Linked DNA regions of Mus musculus: region 1 is linked to region 2. A link is a loop called in an ENCODE intact Hi-C map of the cell type or tissue named here. Cell type or tissue: heart. All regions are shown on one strand.

Evidence for each region. A loop is a pair of places that touch in the nucleus more often than their neighbours do. Peaks named below come from ENCODE experiments on the same cell type or tissue, not always from the same donor. Only the 100,000 strongest peaks of a DNase experiment are listed, where the experiment ranks them.
Region 1: it touches region 2 in a loop (6-fold over the local background); 11 of 42 quality-filtered maps call a loop at or near these places.

The regions. Positions count from the first base shown.
Region 1 is chr4:62,504,900-62,509,899 of GRCm38, forward strand. Alad (aminolevulinate, delta-, dehydratase) reads right to left here. Exons shown (of 12, transcript NM_008525.4): 12 at 1,085-4,411. The coding sequence ends at 4,350. Among named protein-coding and RNA genes, the nearest start is that of Hdhd3, 5.2 kb to the left of the region's middle. In heart, a CTCF peak has its summit at 2,096 (motif pointing left); DNase peaks (open chromatin) are centred at 1,272 and 2,202.
Region 2 is chr4:62,345,110-62,350,109 of GRCm38, forward strand. It overlaps Fkbp15 (FK506 binding protein 15), which reads right to left. Exons shown (of 28, transcript NM_001045528.2): 3 at 948-1,032; 4 at 399-468. Among named protein-coding and RNA genes, the nearest start is that of Fkbp15, 13 kb to the right of the region's middle. In heart, no CTCF peak of the experiment used is centred here; a DNase peak (open chromatin) is centred at 3,052; H3K27ac peaks cover 626 bases.

The DNA of each region.
Region 1 (5,000 bases), 160 kb after region 2:
TTGTGTGTGTGTGTGTTGCTGGGATTGAACCCGGACAAGGTGAGTACCCTTCTACCACGGACCTGTCTCCAGCCTCTCCTAGGTTCAATTGTAGTTTCACTTGTTTGTGAGCTGGGTATATGTTGAATCACAGCAGGCATGTTCTTCAATCTTCCTTTGCATCTATGTTTTATTAATTATTTTATTAATGTTAATCCATATCACACTGTGTGGCTGTCTCATTCGTCCATTCACAAATGAAGTACATCTCACTGCTGATGGACATTTGGGTTAGTTCCAGTTTGGGTGGTCACACATATCAGAAAACATTACAAATGTGTCCCAGAGAGCATCAGTATACATTATCGATAAGTAACTAGGTGTGGAAATCCAGGTACCATCAGTGTGTTTCATTTCAGTAGATAGAGCCAGTTTTCTGAAATGGCCATACTAGTAGCTTGCATTCAGATGTTCTCCATTCTCAACAAACACCTTCCTTCCTTCCTTTCTTTCTTTTTCTTGAGACAGGATTTCTCTGTGTAGCCCTGGCTGTCCTGGAACTCACTCTGTAGACCAGGCTGGCCTCGAACTCAGAAATCCGCCTGCCTCTGCCTCCCAAGTGCTGGGATTAAAGGCGTGCACTGCCACCGCCCGGCTTATCATCTACCTTTCAATGTTAGGACTCTGATGGACTTATGAGGTCTCAATGCTTCCATCCCATTGGTGCTCATGCATATGACTGTCAGAGTTGTTGCTGCATTGCCTAGGATGATGCTCACGATCCTCCTGCCCCCAGCTGTCTAGTGCTGGAGTTATAAGAATGTGCCTCCATACTATCTTTGATTAATGAGATGTAACAGAGTAAGACACAAGCTAAGACCAATCCCCTGTTTGCACAAGTTGGCAACACAGCCCCAGGTTGTTTAGAGAAGTAAACAATATATACATGAGTACCAGAGTGGGCATGTGGTGGTCAGGAGTCAAGTTTTGGACTTGACCACTGTTCCCACAGTGGGTTCCAGGGGTTGAGTTCAGGTCAGCCTTGTACAGCAAACACACTTGCCGAGTCATCTCAGCAGCCCCAAGAAGAAAACCTTTAAAACTACTGTTATTTTGACTTGTTGTATTCACTAATCCGAATACAGAGGGTGAGTTTAGAGAGATTGCTGGATCAGGTTTGAGGAAGTGACAGGTCAGCTGAGGTCCGAACATAAAAGGAGACACATGGATTTAGAGAGAAGGCATTCCAGGCAGAGGACCATTTGGTACCAGAGCCAAGGCCTTGTCAGCCTTTTATGTAATGGGGGGGCAGGTCAACCATGTCACCCATCCCTGTCCAGTTCATACTGAGTGAGCCAATTGGCAGACATGTGACCTACGCAGAACAATCACAGATCTCCAGAGTTGTTATGGCAGGGACAGGACAGAATGGGTCTTTCTCTGGGATTACAAATCTTAGGGGTTATTTCAGTGAGGGATCAAGTTGTTGGCTGGGAAGGCTTATCCAACAATAAAGTCTCCCCAAGGCCAAAAGATCAAAGCCTTTGACTTGGGGACACACATAATTGACATTACCAAGATTTAGGCATGCGAACCAGTTCAGTTTCTTTTTCTATTGACCTGAGTTTCAGTCCCTGCAACCAAGAGTACCCAGACTCAAGACTGCCACAAATCACTAGGCCCTTCCTGTGCTAGACTGGCAGTCTATATGGGATGGCTAGCTGGAAACTGGGTGTTCTCCACTCTTAAGGAGTTAAATGGCTGATTATGATGCCTGCCAAAGGGTGAAACTACAGCCTAAACTGGCACATTTGAGAGGGGAATGAGAAAACCAAGTCTCATCAAGTCCCTGGACACCCACTGCCAGGTATCTGGGAGGCTGATAATATCCTTGCCAGACTGAAAATCTAGTTCTCTATGGATGTGGCACAGGTCAGTTACAACCCTTTCAGATGACTCTCAAGTCTCTTCCCGATTTTAAAGAAGGATCTTATTCTGCAGCTTAGGTTAGTCTTGAAGTCCAGGAAGCCCTTCTGTGCAGGAAGCCCTTAGGTGTAAGCCATGTCTGTCTGTGCCTGCTTTGTTTGCAAAGATGTAGGTGGCTGCCACCAAGTGGACACTTCAGGTGACAAGACCCAGCTCCAGGGGAAAATGGGCTCCAAGGTCCTCCTCCCATACCAGTTAGTCACACAGCAGAGGCCAGCCATCTTTCTCACTGTCCCTTACTGGGAGGTGTCATGAGTGGTTAAGGGTCGGGGCTTTGGAGCTGGGTCAGAATGTTACATCTGGTTTTCCTTTTAACCTTTAACCCAGTTCTGCCGAAAATGTGAGTAGCCTTAGTGGGGGGTGCCTTTCTCATTGCCAAGGACTCAAGCTAAACTTAGGGTTCTACCTTGAGTCTGCTTTCTCCATTAAATGGTCAGGCCACTTGCCATTCAGAGAAGCAGGTCTAAACTATACTCTAAATAATCTCCTTTTTTGCATCCCTATGGTCACCATGGAATTCAAACATCTCATCTGCATAATGCCATGGTGTTACTAAGTGAAAACCCACAACATGGTCATTCCCCTGCTGGCATCCTTGAGGTGCCCTTTGATCTTGGGATAAAGGTGGAGGAGTGTGGCATCGAAGCCCCTGTACGGCTTAGACTGAGATGTCCAGGCCACCTGTTCCTGTATTCTTCCTGGTGTGCGGGCCACACCAGCCCCGTGCTCATCCAGCTCCACTTCGGCTCCAGGAACTTTGCACAATGGTTCTTTCCCTGGAAGGCTCTTGGTCAATTATGTCTCAGCTTTAGCTGTTCATCCAAACATCAGTCCTTCAGGGGACTGTTTTCTGATCCTTCAAAGGTCGGGACCTGGTGACCTTCCCATTTGCCATTGGGCCTGGACACATTAGGGCCTTGGCACATGCAGGGTAGCATGTCTCCTGGCTCTCTTAACAGCTTGGTGATGGCTTCCCTAACACACGAACCATTTTAACCACAGAGCTCAGAGGCTGTATAACAGCCAAGATAGTACAAGTCTAGTCTGGTATACCCCTGGCCTGATGATAGCAGGTTTTAAATTAGTGATCTGGGTTCTAGATGGTAAATCTATGCTCAGGATCCAAGAAAGAGACAGTTTAGGGCTGATTTGATTTTGGTGGCTACCTTCCAGAAGGCTGAGAAGTAGGAAGATCAGCTCTTGAGTTATTCACAGCTTTAAAAGAAAGCCACCAAGTATTGGACCAGTCTGATTGCAGGAGTTGCCAGTTATTAACTCTAACTAATTCTGCACCTTAAGAATGACATCGCGTTAGAGTCAGAGCTAGAGTAGGGCCTCCACCTCTAAAGTCAGGTGTGCCTGCAAACTGGCCCTAACCTTCATTAGCCGCAGTACGGGTGTCATGTCAGATGAATGAACTAAAACCAGCTGGGCAACTTCAGAAACCCACAAAGACAACCTCACTCTCTCTTGTTCCCTTATCTACCTCCCGCAACACATCTAGTCTGGTCTCCAGAACGTGCCTTGAAGGCTATAGGTACAGTTCAGTGGCAGAGTGCTTGCCTAGGTGGGTGAGGCCAGGGATACTTAGTGGAGAAAACTAAACCAAACGCCCAAATCTTTAAGATGGCTGTCCCACAGATGCAAAACAAAACTTTAGGTCCCTGCTAAGTCGGGGAACGAACTATTCCAACCTCCCCTCTGTTATCCACGTTCCTCTTCGTCGCCTGCCCTCTAGCCCTGCCAAGCTCCTCCTACCAAAGGGGTCTCTGAGCACGTCTGCTGGTCCTCTTTGTCCCTTTAAGGTTTCAACTCAGGGACAGCTGTCTTGGACTTCCCCTTCTTAGCAAGTATCGATTCACCTGCTTTGTTACGCTCCCCTTTCTCTGCATACATCCTACAGAGACGTATGCTGCTGTGCATCCTGCTGTGTCCATCTGCCCTGGGCAGAGGTTCTCAGGAACTGACTTGTGCAGACAGACTTTCTGATGCTGGCATCTCCTGTGGCCAGGAATCCCTGCTGCTTCTGGGGTTTGATCCTCATTAATGAATAACTCTTTAGGTTTCAAGCTCCAACTGCTCTCCTCTTGTCCCAAAGCTCCAAGCCGGTGCCTGAGGCTCTTGGGTTCTGCCAAGCTAAGGCCACACCTCAGCAGAGCAGGGAGGAGGGTCTCTGGGCTGAGCCAGAGTGGGAAACTTGGAGGGCCTGGTAGGCTGCAGCTGTGAGTGGGAGTTTAGCATGCTGGCAAACCACCCAGGGCGCTGCACCCTGCCAGCAGCGTGGGCAGGAAGAGGGCACAGGGCACAGTTCTAACAGCGCATTTACTTTCCCCCTTCTGTAAGGCCCAGGGAGCTTGGTCAAGATCAAGTCCGACACTTTTTCTTCATTCTTCCTTCAGCCACTTCAACAGCTGCGGTGCAAAGTAGGTGATGATGATGTCGGCACCTGTACAGACAACAGAAAATGGGAGGGATGTGACATCAGCTACCAGCACAGTTGGGAGACAAGGGCCAGGCAGAGGAAGACCACCAGGGAGAGGTATGGCCTGGTGACACAGCCTAGGGCTGAGTCTGGCTGTAGCCAGCTCCAGACACTGAACAAGTCATTCTCTTGTCGTGGGCCTTGATTTGCTGATAGATGGCAAGTGCAGAGGAAGATGCAGGCAAGTATAAGCCTGACTGCTCTGCTGGTCCAGTGCAGCCCTGAGACCAGACTACAGACCCTACTTCTTAGCTGAGGTTCTTTCTCCTCTTGCCCAGTTACCCAGCCAGGGCCGACTAAGCTCAGACCCATTGTCTCACCAAAGGTTTCAGTGATGAGCTACAGTGCCCAAGTTGCTTGTGTCTGTGGACCTTTCTGGTGAGGGGGAGAACAGGAGTCTGCTGTTAAATCCCTGGCCGTGGAGCCTGAATGACCAGGATGGTGAATGATATTAACCAAACCTGCTCCCATTTACAGAGTAATAAGCATACACTACATATTATCGCAGGTACTCCTCCAGACAAATACGTACCGGGTATGGACAAGGACCGTG
Region 2 (5,000 bases):
CTGATCAACTGCTCAGCCTTATTTTCAGGCTTCAAAGGATAAATATTGGTCTTTAACATAGGCAAAACGATGGAATGCACTGACAGAATGACGAATGATCATTAGCTATCCAACAAAGAGCATCCTTGACTGTTTACTCTAAAGCTTTCCAGCTCTTACACTAGAACCGTCACAAAGGAGATGTCTAAAGCAAGCATTCCGAACAACAGCACTTGTTTTAATGCATAACAGTAAGCAAACTAGGGCCATCTACTCAATCCTAGTCATACACACTCAGTTATCATCAGTAGACATTCTTATCATCTAACACATAAGTCTCTATCCAACAGATAAGAAACAGACCCGAGGCATTAACAATTCTTGGGATGTGGCGTATAAATCAATGTGGGTCTTCTCACCTCTCTGCTTGTGTGGTTCCCCAGGACAGCCGCTCCAAATTTGCCCTGCTTTGCATATTGACCATTTATGCTATTGAAACAAGAATACAACAAATATCAGAATCCCTTTCAACCATGAAGAGCCAGTTCTCTGATCTGAAACAGCTAGTATTTGGTCTTTAGGAAAGGTGAGAGGTGGGCAACTTTTAATCTAAAGTTCTTCTGCAACTTCTATTTCTTTGAGACAGGGTCTCATTGGTACAACTCTGGCAGATCTAGGAATCACAGAAAACCTACAGACTCTGCCTCTCAAGTGCTGGGATTAAAGGTGAGAGCCATCACACCCAGCCCCAACTTTTTATTCTTCAGTCATCTATTATCCATAGTATCCCTAAAATCTCAGAAAGTTGCTGTGGAGGGCCCAAACATTAACAACATAGACAAAATAATGCTGAGTTTCTCTGAGGAACTAGGCTACGATGAGCACAGGCTTCTGAGGAAGGACAGGAACTGCAGCCGGCTGGTCCACAGCCTCCCCAGCTCTGAGGGCTTTCTCTTCCAACTACTTACTAGCGGTATGCATGCACTGCAGTGGCAAACAGCACTGAGGACGTGCCTGTGGTAGCTGGGGCTGGCTTTGGTGCTGTCTGATTTCCTGAAGATGAAGAAAACAAAGATGCCATTCATTTTTTTTATTTTTAACCTCAAAACTAGCCTCAAAAATCCCACTTCATGCTTTACAGTTAGTGTAACAATGCTTTCATTACCACTATCCTCATTGGATCCAGAGATAGCTCTGTGGCCTTGTCAGGTACTGAGGAAACAGACTCTAAATAACAGTAGATGAGGCTAGACTCACACTAGCCCCAACATCATACATCAGACAAATTTTCTGGCTATACAAGAAGTCTAGAAAACAGACATACTTTACTACTTTCTTTTCTCTTTTCAATGCTCTGATAGCTAAGGTATATACAAGTAAAGCTATTTCCTCTCTAGTATCAGGAATGTAGGGTGATAGTGTAAACAAGAGTTCCTAGGGGGAACTCTAGCTGATACTTCCTACAAGGCTGATCAACTGATTAGAAGGCCAGTAACTTGTGGAGGTAGGAATGTTCTTGTAGGTTCAGACCCCAATTACGACCTATCCTGGGCTGTCTTCAGCCCCTTAATAGCCCTCCCTTGCCCACTCCTATCTAACAGATGGAGCCTTTTGGAATCTATTGACTTAAAAAACCACTAGCTTCCGCAAACCAAAAGGCTAAGAATGTCATCAGATAGCATCTGAGGCTTACAGCAGAGATTTTTCTCAGTCTGTTTGAACCTCATGTCTCCACCACAGCAGTGAAAAGTGTCTTGATTTGTTACTCTGTTTGTTCTGTACCCATAAAACTTGACCAAGCTGTTACCATATTGCAACATGAGATTTGAGGAGACCTCAATCTGTGTTCCTGGACCACAGTGGCTCATATTTGGCCTCAGAATAAATTCTTGTCCCCTTTGAAGTGATGACTATATTTTTACATCAACACTCAATCACACTCATTGCCTATATCGATCAAGGGCTTTATATAATGTTTTAAAATAGCATATTAAGAGTAAATTGCAGCAGGTAGAGGTGGCGCATGCCTTTAATTTCAGCCCTTGGGAGGCAGAGGCAGGTGGATTTCTGAGTTCGAGGCCAGCCTGGTCTACAGAGTGAGTTCCAGGACAGCCAGGGCTACACAGAGAAACCCTGTCTTGAAAAAGAAAAAAAAAAAAAAGTAAATTGCATTTTGATATTGTTTTGGTTTTTGTCTGTCTCTTTGTCTGTCTGTCTAATGGAGACAGGGTCTCCTTTATGTAGTCCAACCTAGCCTGGAACTTATGGTCTGTCTCATCTCCTGAGTGCTGAAACAACAGGTATTCACTACCATACCCAGTGCTAAACTCCCCAGATCCATGTCTAGATAGAAAAGTAATGAGAGAGCACTAAGGAAAACTCACTGAGCTTGCTTTCAAAACCTTCTCTCTTGTTTTTCTGTTTGAACACCTCCTCTCAATTTCAGAGTACAAGTACATTGTAGAAAGTCAGACAGACATGAAACCACAATGAAAATAGAAACCACCTAGAACCTCATCAACCAAAATTAGACATCAGTAAACTCAAGTGTTTGTTCTGAGTCCTTTCTGTGTACACATAAGCTCTGCAGCAGCTTTTTTAGTATTTTAAAACAAATAAAGATTCAACTTGGCCTCTTCCACTTCTCCCTGACTACATTAGAAGTCTTCTCTATAGTCTCCCAAACAAACCTAGGCGGGCGGCACACAGCTACTGCCTGAAATGCTGCCTCTTGACAGCTACACAAAACACTACGACGACTGACTCTAAGAATTTTCCTCATTTCTTAGTGTGCTACATTTCTTTGGACAGATACCAAATTTTCTCTGTTATACATAATGCTATGAAGAATATCTTTAAAACACACTTTTTGGAAGTGGGGGTTGACTCTTTTCTTAAACAAAGTTTCTGATAAGAGAATTCTGAGATGAAGTAGCATAAATAGTGACTGTCTTGGCTCTCCACTGCCCCAGAGAGCGTCCTTTGGGAATGCCTCAGCAATTTACACTCCTCCCATCAAGAGTACAGCTGGACTGCTCCACATCACCAGCAAGGGAAAACTGTCTTTTTAAATCTTCACCGAGAAAGGACAACAGGAAAGGGGCGTACCATGCCACTGCTGCTTTATGTGACCTGACTGATTTCGGGGAAGTGGAAAGTAAACATGTCCCAGGATCCAGAAACAGGATGCTAGCTTAGAAAGACTGTGAATGAGCTCTGACAACGAAGGACACTGTTATTTACTTATGTTCTATGTTTTCTTACTGTGATTAGAAAGCTATATGCAGCTAAGTTTAGTGTGCACTTTGTGGTTGTATACAGTACTCTGGTAAATCTTTACTCCTGATGAAGCAATCTAGGGGAGTGGATGGAAAGGCCAGCGTTACATAATGTACATAATCTAGACAAGTGTGAAACCCAGAAAAAAAAGTCACTAGCAGGGGAGGCCAGCCCAGCATCCTCCTCAGGGCCAGGGCAGCTTCTTGCAGTCCTCTCGGGCTATAATTACCAGAGCTCATATCCTGGAAAGGAAAGGCTGCTTCTGCCAGGGACACTGGCAGAGCATGGCCATCATCCTGTGACTCTCCTATTGGCTCAGGATTCCTCCTTCTCTCAAGTCAGCATTATTCTCACTCTTGGACTTGGCATTCAAGAGGAAATCTTATAATGTGTAGTCTTGAAAAAAAAATTTTTTTTGAGCAAAGTTTCCTCAACTTAGCCTCCTTGTTCAGGAAATGATTAGATATTTTCCTTATCTTCATTATTCATTAGTGAATTTACCTTGAGTCCTTTTTAATCTCTTCATTAAAAAAAAAAAGGCTTTCTTCAACCAACCTACTGTATCTTTAAAGGTAAAATCTCTGATTATTTACTCCTATATGCCTTCTAGCTTCTCCTTCACTTGAAAAATAATTTTTCACAGGAAAAAAAATAAATCTACCTACTTTTATGAAGAAAAAGAAAACAAAAACCATCAAGGGCAACAACAAAACTGGACCTACATGATTGAAGGAGACAGCTGACTCCTACAAGTCATCCTCTGACCTCCAGACCTGAGTCATGGCATGCACATGCCTATATACATGCATATATGCATGCATATGACTACATGCATACACAATCAATCAGTACATGGGGTGGGTCAAGACAGGGTTTCTCTGCATAGCTCTGGTTCTCCTGGTATACCAGGCTGGCCTCGAACTCACAGAGATCTTCCTGGCCATGCCTCCCCACTGCTAGGATCAAAGGTGTTATGCCACTACACCCCAGGCAATCAATCCATTTTTTCTTATTAGAAAAAAAAAAATCAAGCTATTTCATCAGATAAGCCTGAGATGGTTTGTTTTCCTCTACACTTCTATGGTCAGACACTTAAATCAGAGTCAGAATCGCACAGCCAAGGAAGAAAGGAGTGAAATACACAAGGAACACTTAGCCTGAAGGGTTGTGGCAGGGTACAATTTGATCTTGTTCCCACTTCCTAAATCCTTTGTAGTTTGCTGAGTAGTAAGAGTAGAAGTGTGTTTTGAGAAATCTATTTGGCTCTTGCGTAATGCCCCTCAGAATTTCCTGGAGTCTTTTGTGATTAGTCCCTTTAGTCATAACTGAGTTTATGCATTGTCAGGCATGGAGACATATGCTTGCAATCCCAGCCTGTATGAGGCAGAGACAGGAGGATCTCAAGCTAGAGACCAGCCTGATCTACGTGTTGAGCCCAACAGAAGAAACCAAAATAGTTACTCATTTTAAATTCCATATCACCAAGGACAAAACCAACATTTTAAGCTGAAATTTTAAATAAAGAGAGATAAATAATACCTAAATCCCCAAATTTCATGTGGCTGTGTCTGGTGTCATGTGAGATGCCTCACACAGACCAGTTTTTATGGCCTATTTTCCTCTTTTACCAGATAAGGAACTTCAAAATGGCTAATCTACTTTTCTGGATTTTGGATTCTTCATCTCCTTTTTGTCTATATAAAGCCAAAGTCCTGTTCTCAATTCATCAGAACACCTCATTT